Regions from separate parts of the Mus musculus genome. Here region 1 is linked to region 2. The links are chromatin loops, found by intact Hi-C in ENCODE. Cell type or tissue: heart. All regions are shown on one strand. Links, peaks and the distances in the headings refer to the core of each region. The heading gives the core; the rest is flanking DNA.

Region 1 (7,638 bases), core at 1,696-6,695, 49 kb before region 2:
TGGAAGTCCAAGGATCTAGCAGTCACTCAGTCCCACAAGGCAAGCAGTTGAAGAAGAGAGTGTCAATCTTCCTTCTTCCAATGTCCTTATATAGGTCTCCAGCAAAAGGTGTGGCCCAGATTAAAGGTGTCTGCCACCACACCTTTAATCCCAGATAACCTTGACTTGGAGATCTTCCTGTCTTAATCTTCTGGAATTCATAGCCACTGTGCCTCAAGATCTCCATGCCAAGATTCAGGTCAGAAACTTCTATCTCAGCCTCCAGATTAGGATCACTGGTGAGCCTCCCAATTCTGGATTGTAGTTCATCCAGATATAGTCAAGTTGACAACCAGGAATAGCCCCTGCAATTTACAAAAGACAGTATGGCAGATCAGTCATGTCTGAACCTAGCTGTACCATGCAACAACCACAGGGTACAGAGACAGACCCATCTGTTATTGAGGTCTGTTTGCTTTATAGCCAGCACACCATCTAGACTGCAGTAACCTGGGCCCCAGAAGTGGGAGCTTCAGGGAAGATGCAGGTCTTTGGAACCAGAAAGTGGCCTCCATCCCTCCTGCCTCCATCCCAGCCTAGCATGGCTGTGGCACTTGACCCATTTGACTCTGGGAATGACTGTCTGAAGGTGGTCACAGTCTCTACTTCCTTGTGCAGATGAAATGAAGCCAGTCTCTTGGCCTAGGCTCCTTACCGTACCTCCTCAGCTCAACAGCATTGAGTATGGAGAGGACAACTCCTAGGGCTCCACAGACCTGAGCTCCTGCCTCCAAGAAAATCTTACTTTGTGACTCTGAATGTGTCCCTTGCCTTCTACTCTTCAGTTCTCCCACATGCACACAGAAAGTGGGACTCAAAATGGGCAGGCTCTTCTTATTTCCAAATTGGTAACTATTTGTGTCTGTTTGGTTTTTGGCTTTACTGTTTTCCAGTGCTGGAATTGGAACTCAGGGTCTCACACAGGATAGATAAATGCTATACCATTGAACTATGGTTCAAAGTCTGCTTTCTCTAAAACTTTGAACTCTGCAGAGAAAGGGACTCTTGCCAACATGCCAGAGACAAGTATAGCTTTGCCTGACACCAACATCTGCCTTTGCACTCCCCTCCCCCAACACACACACACACACACACATACACACACACACACACAGACAAAGAGAGAGAAAGATAGAGACAGAGACAGAGAGACAGAGACAGAGAGAGACCCAGAATGAGGCAGAATGTGATGAGCATGATTATTTGATGCCAGTGAAAGACCTCTTAATTCAGCCATGATTTAGCCTGTCATCATTTACAAAACCAACATCACATTCAGACCTCATTTGTTTCCAAAGCAATGGCAGCAAGCAAGCTGGCAGTTTGTGGATAACTATGGAAGTCAGTGGATTGGCTGCTACTGCTGTATTGATTTTCATTTCTTAAGCTCTGGGAATGAAACTTTGCACACACTAGGCAGGCACTGGGCTGCACCTCTAGCCCTCTCCTGATCCTTTAAGAATGATGGGGCATTCTGGGCATGGCAGAACACACTTGCGATCTGAGTGCTTGAGAGGCACTGGCCGGAGGATCAGGAGATTAAGAAAGCCTTGTTACATAGTGAGAACAGGGTCTGGGCTATTTGAGAGCCTATCTCCAAAAAAACAAAACCAGAGGCAGGAGAAATGGATATTTATGATTAAGAACAATTGTCACTCTTCCGAGGGTTCCAGTTAGGGCCCCAGCACCCACCCTGCAATCTGACGCCCTTTTCTGACCTTCATGAGCACCAGATATGCATGCAGTGCACACATATACATGCAGACAAAACACCAATACATATAAAAAAATTTAGAAATGATAGTGGAACAGATCAGCATAGATCCATTGTAGTTTATAAACAGTGTTTTTCTTATTTGTTCTCTGGACAATTCTATTACAGTTTCCCTTTTAATTATAATAATGAGTAATATTTATTTAGTACATGATAACTATTCTATAGGCTTTAAACATCTCAACATCATTCAATCTTATGAGGTACTCTCCAATTTACGAAGAAGCTGCAAATGGAATAGTTAAATGCCTTGCCCAAGACTCAACTTTCAGGTGAGAATAGATCGTTGTCATCTTGCTTTGAGGCCTTCACAATACTCACATTCCCTTCCCCTGTGAAGGCCTGACCTCTGAGATTTCCTGTATTGGTCCGCATCTTGTAGGCATCAAACATAGACCATGCCTAGACAGGGTATTAAGAAAAAAGAAGCTGAAGGGGAAATGGTGATGTGGGTAAACTTACATCCGGGGAAATTGAGCACAGTTCCCAAAGGGCGAGCTGCGCCCAATACCAGGCCCAGACCCCTGCCTAATGCTGAGTGCTGAGGTTGGCACACCCTGCTGAGGGCACATGGAAACATGACTGATTATGGAAGGCCCTTACCTTGGCCTGTAGAACAGGCAGATGAGATATTGGGCTAGGCTGTGTCAAATGGAAATATAGGGCCGCTGCAGAGCACAGCTCAGGACATAAGCAGAGAGGGGCTTTTTTACCCAGATGGAAATCTGAGTAGGGAAAAAGAAGTCTATAGCACGGGTGCTGGGGCCCTCAGTCCTAGGTGCTCCTGAGGAGTAGTGCTACAGAGCTCAGCTCAGGGTGTCTAAACCCTCAGTCATCAGTAGCAGCAAACCTTACACTTCTCAGTCCAAGGGATTGAGACCTTGAACTGGTTCAAGATGCAGGGGTCAAGAGTGCTTCGAGTGAGCTGACTGTGGCAGCACAAGCCTGGAAAACTAACAGCTAGGAAGTGGAGGAAGGAAGATCAGATGTTCAAGTACAGCTGCAGTTCCACAGTTTGAGCTCAGCTTTGACTTCAGCAGACCTTGTCTCAACCAAACAAACAACCAAACAACCAGCAAGGGCAGATAACTAGACAACTAGCCAGCCAGCCAGCCAGCTAGCCAGCCAGCCAGCCAGCTGTCCAGCCAGCAGAGGAGACAGCTAAGTCAGTAAGGTAGGTGACCCTTGAGCATGGGGACTTGAGTTTGGATCCCTAGAACCTACATTAAGATTAGGTGTGTCAGAGCATGCCTGTAATAAAGTGGGTGTGGAGAAAGTGCTTGCTCCTTCTTCTCCCTACTGAAAAGGAAGAGACAGGCAGATCCCTGGGGCTCTGTGGACAGCCAGTCTAGCCAAACTGGTGAGCTTTAGATTCACTGAGAAAGCCTACCTCAAAAAACAATGTGGATGGTAAATAAGGAAGACACCCAATTTTGACCTCAGGCCTTCACATGCAAGCACATTCCCTTACTTATATACACACACACACACACACACCAGCACACTTGCACACACACAAACCTGAATACACATTAGTAAATTTTTATTACAATGGTATTTAGCACATACCAAGTGCCAGATAAATGCCAGTTAAAGGGTGTATCATGGGTCTCTGGCTTGAAACATCACTTATCATAGCATTGCCCCTAGGTCTGAGAGACCCAGGCTAGAGTGAGGCTTACTATTCATTGTGGATATTGCTTGTTTCTTTCATGTGTATTTTTCCTCAAATATATTGAAAGCAGAAATAAATACTAAAAAGGTAAGTGGGAAAGATTAAGAAGTAAGCAAATCGCTGAGCATGGGACTGGCCCCTCAAGCCACCTCCTCTTCCAGATGTTTGTCCCCGGGTACACCCACTTGCTCATCTGAGATTTAGATTCACTATCTTTCACTGGTCCACTCAGCAAACCAAGCTGTGGGGAGGCATCCATCCCCCGGGCTCACAAGCCTTCTGCCTGAAGAACAAGTTTACCAGAGCTCAAAGTCCAAAGTCCAAGTCCAGGATAATCAGAGGGCAGTGAAGAGCCATGCTAGCCACCAGAGGGTGCCATGTAACCACTTAAGACCCATACAAATGGCCCAGGTGTCTGCAGAAGAGGTTTGGCTAGTCCATCTTTTCAGTCAGCTGCCTATATCTAGCAGAGGAGAGCCAGCCCCTGACCCCCAACACACACACACACACACACTCACCTAAACTAAACTGCAGTGTCCACACTGAACAGCAGCACGACACACCCTCCTGTTCTGGACTGGACCAGCGCCTTCTACTGAGCCTGGATATGTATTTCTGTATAGAGCCCCAGAACAACCTGCTAGACCTGGAGCCAGTAGAGTCTGTGAGCACCTCTGCCCACCCAGATGCTCTCTGGGTGGAAACCTTGGCCTTCTTGATTCCTCTGCTCCTTGGTTCCTATGCCCAATCCATCAGCAGGTCCCTCCCGCCACCCTACTTTGAGTAGATCTGAATAATGTCCACTCTCACAGCACTGCAGCCACCCTGCCATCTCTCATGGGACCACTGCAGCAGCCTCCCTCCTGCCCTTCCTTTCTGACCTCTCCCTGTGCCAACTCAGTCAGACATACCCCTCCTCTGTTCAGCAGCCCCAGAGGATCTGACAGGCTCAGGAGAAATGACCTTTTTCAGTATTAGGATGCTCTTGCAGGCTTAGGACCCTGGCTTGACCAAATGACTTCTTTCCCACTCTTTCTCGGCGGTTCCGGCAGATAGACTCGGGCTTATTCACAAAAAGGCAGCAGGCAGAAGCAGATGAGGTCCCTTAGGCCTGAGTCCAGAGCTACAACAGTATCACTTCTGCTGACCAAAGTAAGCCACAAGGCCAGCCTACATTGAAACACTGAGAAAAATAGACTGACCTCCTTCCAAGTACCGCAAAGATGGTTCCTTAGTCTTGGTCATGCTCACCCTAATTTCTCCCCTAATTCTTTCCAGAAACACCACCATCTCCTCCCCAAGGTCTTCATGTGCTCTCCTTGTTTGTTGCTTTTTGTTGTTGTTTTTCCAAGACAGGGTTTCTCTGTATAGCCTTGACTATCTTGGAACTTGTGCTGTACACCGGGCTGGCCTTGAACTCACAGCGACCCACCTGCGTGTGACTAGGATTAAAGGCATGTGTCGCTAACTGGCAGGTTGCTTGTTCTTCTTTTCCAATAATCCATTTAGTCCAGTTTGTGCTGCCTATAAGCTCCTGGGTGGGGGCCATGTACTGGAGCATGACTGAGCTTTCGGTGGCCACGCCCTTAAAGAAAGCTGACTCTCACTCCCCAGAAACCATCAACTCTCCACAGCGCCTCAGTTAGAAGGGAGACTTGTGAACTCTTTCCTTCTCCTTGAGCCGTGGTCATCCTGTGCAGGCAGACCCTCTACCAACCAGTCTCTCCCCGTCCCTAGGTGTCTCCCCAGCCCCAGGATGGACACCAGCTGATATAAGGAATGGGGCAGAGCCCATATCTCTCTTGTGAGGGACAGAGACAGGGAGCACCCAGGCCTCTTTGCTTTGTTCTGAAAACCCTGGCTTGTTTCTAGTATCTAGGACCCTTGAACCGGGATCCTCGCATTGGGCACCACTCGGAGCCTATTCCAGACACATTCCTACCAGGCTACATTGTGTTTCCTTTGCTTGGTGTTTTTATTTGGTTTGGTTTGTTGCAGCACCAGAGATGAGATCCAGCACCAGCTAGTACTCTCCACCGAGCTGCAGCCCAGCCGACAGATAGTCCCCCGTTTATGCGCTGTTCTCCATTTCCCTGTCTTTGTACAAGCCCCTTCTCTGCTTACCTGTCCTTACGCATCCTTACCTTTCCTCCTGTCCACTCCTCACTCAGATAGACCCATTTCCAGTGGTCATTCTCTCCACCCCTTCCCAGAGGAGGGACTCCATGTGAAAAAGTCCCAAGGACAAACGTCTAGTTCCTGAACAAACCTGTGACCAGGAAAATAGAAACTTCTTCAAGAGCCTGGCTGCTCCAATGCTGTCCCAGCTATGAGTGTTTGAAGGAGTTATTGAACCTGGTACACTTTCCTCTTCTTTAAAAATGGGACTCTGAGGACCCAAGTGAGGACTGAACTACCGTAGGCAGGGCCACAGGGCCTGATACACAGTGAGCTATTCTTAGCACACCTTTGCCCTGCAGTTCATTGGTTTGTGCTTGAACAGGGGCTGGCCTTGGGAATTATTTACTGAACTCCACAAGTTACGAATGACCCTTGCTTGTCATTAGTGGAACTCTGGATGGGAACGGGTGAGACTTTAGTCATGAAAAAATAGAAACGTCGATGAGTGCATTAAGCACTTTAATTAAAGCCTGCTCTCCACTCCCCCGTGATGTCTGGCCACTGCCTTCAGCCCCCATTTCTATTTGACACCAGGTGACACTTCTGATGACCAATATTGGGGGCCGCCCACTTCTGCCTGAGTCCTGCACCCATGTGCTAGATAGTGGCTTCCCACGTGTCTCCTGGCCACTTACTTTAAATAGCATCCTCTGGTTAAATGTCTATCCTAGAGCACAGCTTATATAAGTTGACCAGTCTTCCTGCCTTCAGCTCAGAGTCCCAGTCCCTTCTCTCAGTGAAAGAGCTGAGGCTACTCCCAGGTGCCAGCAGAAGGTGCACAGAGCTGCTGGGGTACAATGCCAAGAGAGCTCCGATGCTGGTGCCAAACACTTGGACTGTTCTGGAAAGTAGACAGCTGTACCTGGGAGGCTGTAAACTTGCTCATGTGGCCTCACTGTATAGCCACTATTAGAACCAGCCACCACTGAGTGAATCCCCCAGCCTCTCCCCATCCCCCTGCCCCCTTCTCTCTCTCAAGCCTCAGAGGTTCCAAGGCTTGAGCTGTGGCTGGATCTCTGGTCCAGTCTTTTAAGATCTATAAGTTGCTTGTCATTTCTCTTGAAAACAATTCACTTTCAAAAATGTAAAGCCCAATCTAGGTGTAAAATTTTAGGTTAGATATATTTGTTTTCTTTCTTTATTTGAGCTTGTATTTGTTTTCTTTTGTTTTTCTCTTTTAAAAATTAATGTATTCGCAGGACAGTGGTGGCGCACGCCTTTAATCCCAGCACTTAGGGAGGAAGAGGCAGGCGGATTTCTGAGTTCGAGGCCATCCTGTCTACAAAGTGAGTTCCAGGACAGCCAGGGCTACACAGAGAAACCCTGTCTTGAAAAAAACCAAAAAAAAAAAAGTATTTTATTTATTGACTATTATAAATTCACTGTTATAATATATAACAATATATTATATTATTATACTGTTGGCTATCAAAACCAGGACTTTCACTTGGAAGCAAGTATCTACAATCAAGCTAGATCCATAGCCCTCCCATGCCAGAGAATTCAGGCCTGTCCAGGGGGAGGCCAAAGTTGAGGGGGGAGGATGTAGTTGTCTTTGACTACTTTGTAGGTTCTTCTTTCCTCTATCTGTCTCCATCCTTTAAACCCCCTAACACTAGATAAGAGGGGGAAAAGGGATAGTGAGGAAAGGAAAGAGATCCCTGAATAAAGTCAGGGGCTAGAAAGGGGGTCACATTAGACTTCTTCCTGCTCATTAGGGATGTCAAGTTCCTTGGCGCAAGTTTGATCATCACCATCAGAATATCTAATTTCTTCTTGTTGGTGTTTCTTCTTTGGGCACAACTACTTAACAAACTATAACCAACAACAACCAATAACAAACAACAAACAACCAACAACCCCTTTCAGGGCTCTAGTCTTTATAAACCCTCTGAAAAATCCCCAGAATTTAAAATGTCACACATTCACAGAAACCATGTGCAGCTGGCAAACTCATGTCCCCACTAGA
Region 2 (7,638 bases), core at 1,599-6,598:
CTCTGGGCCACCTTTGTGCTTTAGCAGTAAACACTGGTGGCAATGACCCTAGCCTCCTCTTCCTCCCTGCACCTGCCCCAGCCTTGTCTCCACTCTAGACATTTAGGAACAAAGAAAGACTCCCACATGCTGAAGCCCAGAGACAGCTAGTGACTCAAAGAGGCCACACAGCAGGCCAGTGGGGGCAGCAGAGGAGGGTGGACTGGGCAGAGCTCGGTTGAGGTACACTGCCTAGCCTAGCATACCTGAGTCCTGAATTCTATCTTGACACTGCAAACAAACAGACAGACAACCACTCAGGCTTTGGAGTCCAGACTTCAGATTTCAAAAAACAAAATGGGGCTGGAGAGGTGGCTTAGTGCTTTACAGCTCTCGCCACTTTTTCAGTTTGGTTCACAGCTCCCTTCCGTGGGCAGTTCAAAACTATCCTCTGGCTTGTTCAAGCACGTGCACACATGGGGTGCACATGCAAGCATATGCTCCGGCATGCACAGGTATACATTAAAAAAAAAAAAACAAACCCATAAGTTTAAGAGTTCTTGTTGTTTTCATGGTAGACCCAAGTTTAGCTTCCAGCGCCAGTATCAGGTGTTTCACAGGCATCTGTAACTCCAGTTCCAGAGGATCCAGTCTCCTCTCTGGCCTCCTAAGGAACCTGCACATATATGTACAAACACACATGCACACACATGTACACATAAATTAGACAGATATGCCTCCTTGACAGGCTGAGTGGCCCTGAGCAGGCATCTTACATTGGTAGCATGGGCACAGCCCTGTGGCAGTGAACTGGAGGGAAATGAGGTACTGGTGTAGAGGCTGCCCCTCTCATGCCCACCCTCGCAACCCACAGGTGCACAGGACAGAGGGCGGTCAATGCCTGGGCTAGAGAGCCCCTGACCCCATTTACTACCTGAGCACACTTGGCCAAGGCTCTTCTTCCCTTAGTCTCTCTTGGCCTGCCTGGTGTGAGGGTGGTGGTGTATGACACCCATCTCCCAGACCATTTGAGCTGGCATTTGTCATTGGGTCTGTGAGGGGATAGCATGAGGCACACAGGAAGCCCGAGCAAATGGTGGCCGTCATCGCTTGAGGCTGGCTGTACCAGGATGAATCGTGCTTCCCTCTGTGCCCCAGTCCTTCTGGAGGTCCAGACAGAAGCCGCCTCTCTAATGAATGTACCTCTCAGCCAAACACGGCTGCCACCACATGGCTCCCCTAGTCAAGGTTCTGGCTCTAGTACATCTCTCCAGTGAAGCATTTCTGTATGCTAGGGAAGAGGATGGCAGCTACTGGCACTGATTTCCTGCTGGGACCACAGCCACAGCCCAGGGAGCTATGGGAGCTCTGCTGAGGTGGGAGATGCTGGGCAAGACTGGAGCCTCAGAAAGAGGCATGGCTGACACTTCCCAGGTTTGGTGCCCTAGAGCCTGGGCTAAACAGTCCCAGCTCCCCAGGATACCCACGTGTGTGCCCACATTTCTTGGTACGACACAGGATTGACCACACAAGCATCCATAGAGCATCATTAACATTCAAACACCTTCAGAGACAATTTTGGTTTTTGTTAGTTTTTGAGACAAGGTTTCATGTATCCTAGGCAAACCTTGGGCTCACTATTGTAATCAAGGATGAGTTTAAACTCTTGATTCTCCTGCCTCCACCTCCTAAATCCTAGGATTTTCTTTTACTTACAAGTTATTTTATTATTATTTTTGAAACAGGGCTCCATTATATAGCTTTTTATTTATTTAATTTATGTACTTCTGAGACAGGGTCTTACTTTGTAACCCTGGCTGTCCTGAATCTTGTTATAGAGATCTGGCTGGCTTCAAACTCACAGAGACGTATATACCTGCCTCTGCTTCCCAAGTGTTGGGGTTAAAAGCTAGGGCTAGTACAACTGGCTGGTATTTTATTTTTATACACGAGGGTCTCATGTGTCCCAGATTGTCCTCAAGTTACCTAAGACCTTGAACTTCTGATCCTCTGGGCTCCACCTCCTGAGTGATAGGATCACAAATATATGCCACCATGTCAAGTTTGCACAGTGCTAAGGAGTGAACCCAGCACCTTGTGTGTGCTAGGCAAGCATCCTATCCACTGAGCTACAACCCCATCCTAATATGAGAGTTATGTATGTGTACCACCATCCCTGGTAGGGATCTCTTCACAGACAGGAGGCTAAGTCTCAGAGAAGTAGAGCTATCGACATAAAATCATTCAGAGTTCAAGTCCAGGTAGGTCAGATTCCAAAATATTTGCCACAGTATCATTCTACCATTTCCCATTTAACCATTGAGTGATTTCCTTGCTGGACCCAACTGTGAGGTTGTCACAGGTGACTGGGCAAGATGGTGTGTGTGCGCTGTGTTTTTTGTGTGTCTATTTGCAGGCAGTGTGTGGTGTGTTAATTCTTTTGGGTCTATTCACAGTCAATAAGGATGAGCAGTCTGTGAGCTGGGTTGAATTCCAGTTGCTACTTCTCACAAGGCTTCTTAAATCTACTGTGGCCCAAATAGTAAATAATTTGCCTATGGCACATGCTAGCGATCTTAACACTCTGGAGGCCAGAGCAGGGGAGTCATGAGTTCAAGACTAGCCTACATAATTCAGAGTCCTTGTCTCAGAACTGTGTCTGGCCAACTGGGACTACCTCACTCCAGTTGCCCTTCCCACAGGGGCAGTACTAGTTTTTGGCAACAAAACAAAACAAAACAAAACAAAACACCTTTGGTAGACAGGTGATGGCGCTCTAAACCTCCGTATCATGGAAGGTAACCTCTGTGGACAGGCATGGTCATTGAAGAATATAGTGACAAAGCATATGAGTCAGCCAGCGGTAGCCTTAGTGACACAGAGACGTGTGCATGGATGTCACATCAGTGGCTGAGGCAGGAATACACAGATCCACAAACCTAACCACGCCAAGGACCCCTGACTGTGAGCAGAAGCTAGAGAGGGCAGAAAGGGTGCCATGCAGGTTCAAGGAGAGTGGGGCTCTGGTGACCTGTAGCTTCTGGGGCTATAAGACAGTCTGTGTCTGTTGGTCAAGCCTCCAGTCAATATTACTTCATCATGGCTATCCTAGCACCCTAATTTACTGTCTCTAGGCTCTGCCTGACACAGAGCCCCTTGCCATAGGTGGCTCAAACTCTATTCCCTGGCTCTGCTGAGCAGTCACGTGACCCAAGCTTGGGCAGTTGAAATACCCCATCTTTTCCCATACATTGGCTTAGGATAGCCTTCTAATGAGCTTCAACCTCAGAGCTGCTGTTAGAACTGTTGTTACAGACTCCTTCCTGACTCTGAGGTGCCACTACAGCCTAAGAGCCTACAGGAGTGAGTGAGTACTATTTTGAACCTGATGTCACATCCAGCTAAAGAAACTGAGGCACATTATGGCAGCCGGGTGCAGAATCAGTTAGGACAAGAGAGGACCAGGTTTCAGTGGGTCCTCCCTGACACCCACTGTCTCCCCTTCTGAGACCCTCTCATGTTTCCTTTGGAGACTGTTGCCCCTCCCGCCCCCCATGTTCAGTTAGAGGGAGGAGACCATCTCTCACAGGCAGCCTGGACACAAAACAGGTCATCAGGAGCAGCGATGGTTTCTGGATGTTTGGGTAGCACAGCCCCAGCACATCAGAGTAACTCCCAGACATTTGGTAGAAGCCTTGAGAATGAGGCTGTCTCCATGGTGGCTTCTCGGCAGTTTGAGCATCTGCTTGTAGCTGCTGATGGCTATGCTGCTGCAAGGAGCAGAGCCGAGAGGCCCTGTGACAGGACACAGTGACACAGTCAGAGGCCTTGGATATGGTTCTCCCTGAAGGTGTCTCCTGGAGTTTTTTTTTTCTTTTTTCTTAAGGCAGTTCGATGTGAAGTTCTAACACATGCTGAAATACTGGCTTGAGGACTGTGCCAGAATCTTAGGTCCTATTATATTGCCTCTGGAGCAAGCTTGCCTCTCCCCCCACCCCCCCATCTTTGTTCAATGTCTCTTTTCTAGAGGACCTTTTCAGACTTCAAACCCTGTCTAAAGCATGAGTCAACAACTCCTAGAAACCTTCCTTGATCCTTCTATGGCTACTAATTCCTCTCATCACTTTTCTGGCACCTTGTGGCTCCCAAAGTCCTGTTCTGAATCCTCTGTGTCCCACAACCTGTAACAACACTCAGGACATTTATGTAGCTCTGCTGCCCTCCGGTGGCCAACAACAGAAATGCATGAAAACGCATCCTGAATCCCAGCTCCTCCCCATATAAAAGGAGCAGGTTCAGGCAATGGCCACACTGGATGCCCTGTGGTCTTCCTTGCTAACTCTGGTAATTCTGCTCCACCTCTAGAGGTATCCCTACAAACCTCGGCTTTGTTTGTTTTGTTTGCCTGGTTAGTTTGTATCGACCTTGGAACCCAGGAAGTCAAACATGGTAAATGTGGTGGATAGTCTGAGCACGTATGTATCCATGCCTGGAGCTTAGATTTTCAAGACAGACCGTTCAAGGGTCCCAACATATCTTTGTCATGAGGGAAAAGGCAGCTCCGTGCTCAGAAATGGACAGAAGTCTAGCTGACGTTTCTGAGTTCACATACAGCTTCTAAGCGAGATAGGATGTTGAAGAGGCAGTTGGCAGAGCAACAGCAGCCAGTATTGGAATTCTGGGACCGAGTCCTCCATTTTTTTCAGACCAACAAATCCAGAAGAGGAAATGGGCTGCATGGACCCAACGCCTAGTAAGTAGCATGCAGGGCTGAAAAAGACCACTCCTGGGTTCTGGCAGCTCCTTGTGCTTACCCTTCCTTTGGGGTCTGGAAAGAAGAAGCCCAGCTTGGGCCCTGATTCCCTATTCTTGCCAATGCCCAGATTTGTGAGACGATGGGTTGGGGCTTAAGCCATGCAGTTTCTGGTCCTTTGTTTGGTGGTCTGAGCTGCAGAATTGCTGGAAGGCCAGGCTGAGAGCCAGAACTGCTGGCCTCTTTAAGGCTCTCCATCAGAACGTGTGCAGGAAGAGCTCGAAGTGGCTTGCTACTCTCCTGCTTTCCTGGCCCACCCCTGGCCTATCCTATACTGCTGAGGGAAGGACCTCCCATTCTCACCCACCTCGCAGTTCCCTGACCCTACTTTGGATCAGGGACTCCAATCCTCAGAGGACACTCTGTCCTTATATCATGACCAGGACTGGGAAGAGGCCCAAATAGCACCAGAACATTGGGTCAAAGAATTCTCTAGCACTGAGATTAGCTGTCTTGTGTAGAAGGGGGAGTGGCTAGGCGTTTTCACGTCCATTACTGTGGGCCTATACCACAGGGTGTGGCTCAGATTTAGGGTGTATCTTTCCACTTCAAATGATCCAAGAAAAGACCTCACATGCCACGCCTGGCTGGTGGGTTTTAGTTGAATCTAGATGTAGTCAAGATGGCAACCAAGGTCAGCCATCATGCATAGATGTGTTGCTATGTACATGTGGCTTCTCTCTGTCTGCTGCTTACGCTCATGTGGAACTATACACCACTGGGCTGGGTCATTTTCTAGACTACACAAAGCCTGTCTTTAGTTGGGGTTTCTGTTGCTGAGATGAAACATAATGACCAAAGCAACTACAGAGGGAAGGTTTTGGTTTTTTAGCTTACATATTCAGAATCAGAGTCCATTGAGGGAAGCCGAAGCAGGAGCTCAAATCAGGCAGGAACCTGGAGGCAGGAACTGATGCAGAGGGCATGGAGGGGTGCTGCTCATTCATAAGGCTTGTTTATCATGACTTGTTCAGTTTGATTACTTTCTTTCCTTCCTTCCTTCCTTCTTTTCTCTTTTCTTTTCTTTTCTTTTCTTTTTCTTCCTTTTCCTTCCTTCCTTTTCCTTCCTTCCTTTTCCTTCTTTCCTTTCCTTTCCCTTCCCTTCCTTTCCCTTCCTTCCTTTCCCTTCCCTTCCTTCCTTCCTTTCCCCTCCTCCCTTCCTTTCCCTCCCTTCCTTTCCCTCCCTTCCTTTTCCTTCCTTCCTTTATTTCTTCCTTTCTTCCTTTCTCTTCCTTTCTCTTCCTTCCTTCCTTCCTTCCTTCCTTTCTTTCTTTCTTTCTTTCTTTCTTTCTTTCTTTCTTTCTTTCTTTCTTTCTTTCTATTTCTTTCTTCCTTTCTTCCTTTCTCTTTCTTTCTTTCTTTCTTTCTTTCTTTCTTTCTTTCTATTTCTTTCTTTCTTTCTATTTCTCTCTTTCTTTCTATTTCTCTCTTTCTTTCTATTTCTCTCTTTCTTTCTATTTCTCTCTCTCTCTTTCTTTCTTTCTTTCTTTCTTTCTTTCTTTCTTTCTTTCTTTCTTTCTTTCTTCATGTTTTTATTCTTTGTGCACAAAAACTAGCATGATTGGTTCCACTTAGTAGACAATCGAATAATCCATTCAAGGTCGCTTAGTCCAACTTAATGAAGCCTGTGTCCTTCACGTACTGACAGAAGCACTGACGACACATATTCAGCCCATATTTGCAGATCAGACCGTGGCGGTTAGAGCACACATGGCAAGAGCCAAACCTCCATGGGTGACTCCAGTAGAGCTGCTGGTGACCCATCTTGTCTTCAGACACCCAAAGAGGAAAAAGGTCGGTCTGCTTTCTTATAGAACCAGAAACACCAGCCCAGGGGTGGTCACACCTGGGTTCTCCCACATTGATTACTAATTAAGATGTCCTATACCAGTGGTTCTCAACCTTCCTAATGCTGTGACCCTTTAATACAGTTCCTCATGCTGCAGTGACCCCCCAACCATAAAATTATTTTTGTTGCTACTTCATAACTGTAATTTTGCTAGTGTTATGAATCACAATGTAAAATCTGTTTTCTAATGTTTCTAGGTGACACCTGTGAGAGAGTCATTTGATCTCCCTCCCAAGGAGTCACAACCCACAGGTTGAGAACCATTGTCCAATAGGCTTCCCTGCTTACAGCTTGGTCTTCTGGAGGCATTTTTCCCAGTTGAAGTTCCCTCCTCTTAGAAGACTAGAGCTTGGGTCAAGCTGGCATGAAACTACTCAGCACAAAGCCCACACAAACAAGATTTCTAACCCTCTTGGTTTCATACACTGTTTACCTGGGATCTTACAAAGCCCCATAGTTCAGCAGTTTATACACAAGTAAGATTAATGTATGACCCCATCCTCTGCATGTATATTGTTGGTATTCAACTTTCTCTTATGAAGGCCGTGCTTCCATCTCACGACCTCAACCATGTTTGCTTCATCACAGCTGGGCTTCTTATTGGCTTTTTCTTCATAGAAAAGGAGGTGGGCGAGGCTGTTGTTGTAAATGCTATTAATTCTTACTATGACCTGGTCAATCCACCCCAGATAATCAGGACAGAGTCCTATGGGTTTATTTAATCTGTTTTAGCACAATTACTGGGTGATTACCCCTAAACTATTTTTTCCCAGCTGCACCAAGTTACTTGCTGTCTGAGCCCCTCCAACCCCCTGCCACCCTCATTATTTCTGCTCTGTTAGTCTGCCCTTGGGCCGCATTTCACTTGGCCACATGATTTGGTCCATCCTGTCTAATGAGACTTCCTGATCTCCATCTTCTGCCTACTTCTCTCCTCCACCTCCTGGTCCCTACCTTCAGCTCTCAGTCTGGTAACGGAAACCCACTGATCTCTATT

The links. A loop is a pair of places that touch in the nucleus more often than their neighbours do. Peaks named below come from ENCODE experiments on the same cell type or tissue, not always from the same donor. Only the 100,000 strongest peaks of a DNase experiment are listed, where the experiment ranks them.
Region 1: it touches region 2 in a loop (8-fold over the local background); 29 of 42 quality-filtered maps call a loop at or near these places.

The regions. Positions count from the first base shown.
Region 1 is chr6:92,215,795-92,223,432 of GRCm38, forward strand. No RefSeq gene overlaps it. Among named protein-coding and RNA genes, the nearest start is that of Rbsn, 4.7 kb to the left of the region's middle. In heart, for the core only: a CTCF peak has its summit at 3,848 (motif pointing right); no DNase peak of the experiment used is centred there.
Region 2 is chr6:92,265,017-92,272,654 of GRCm38, forward strand. Gm30688 (a long non-coding RNA gene) reads left to right here and starts at 4,619. Exons shown (of 5, transcript XR_001785327.2): 1 at 4,619-4,732. It also overlaps the pseudogene Gm44803. In heart, for the core only: a CTCF peak has its summit at 4,203 (motif pointing left); a DNase peak (open chromatin) is centred at 4,205.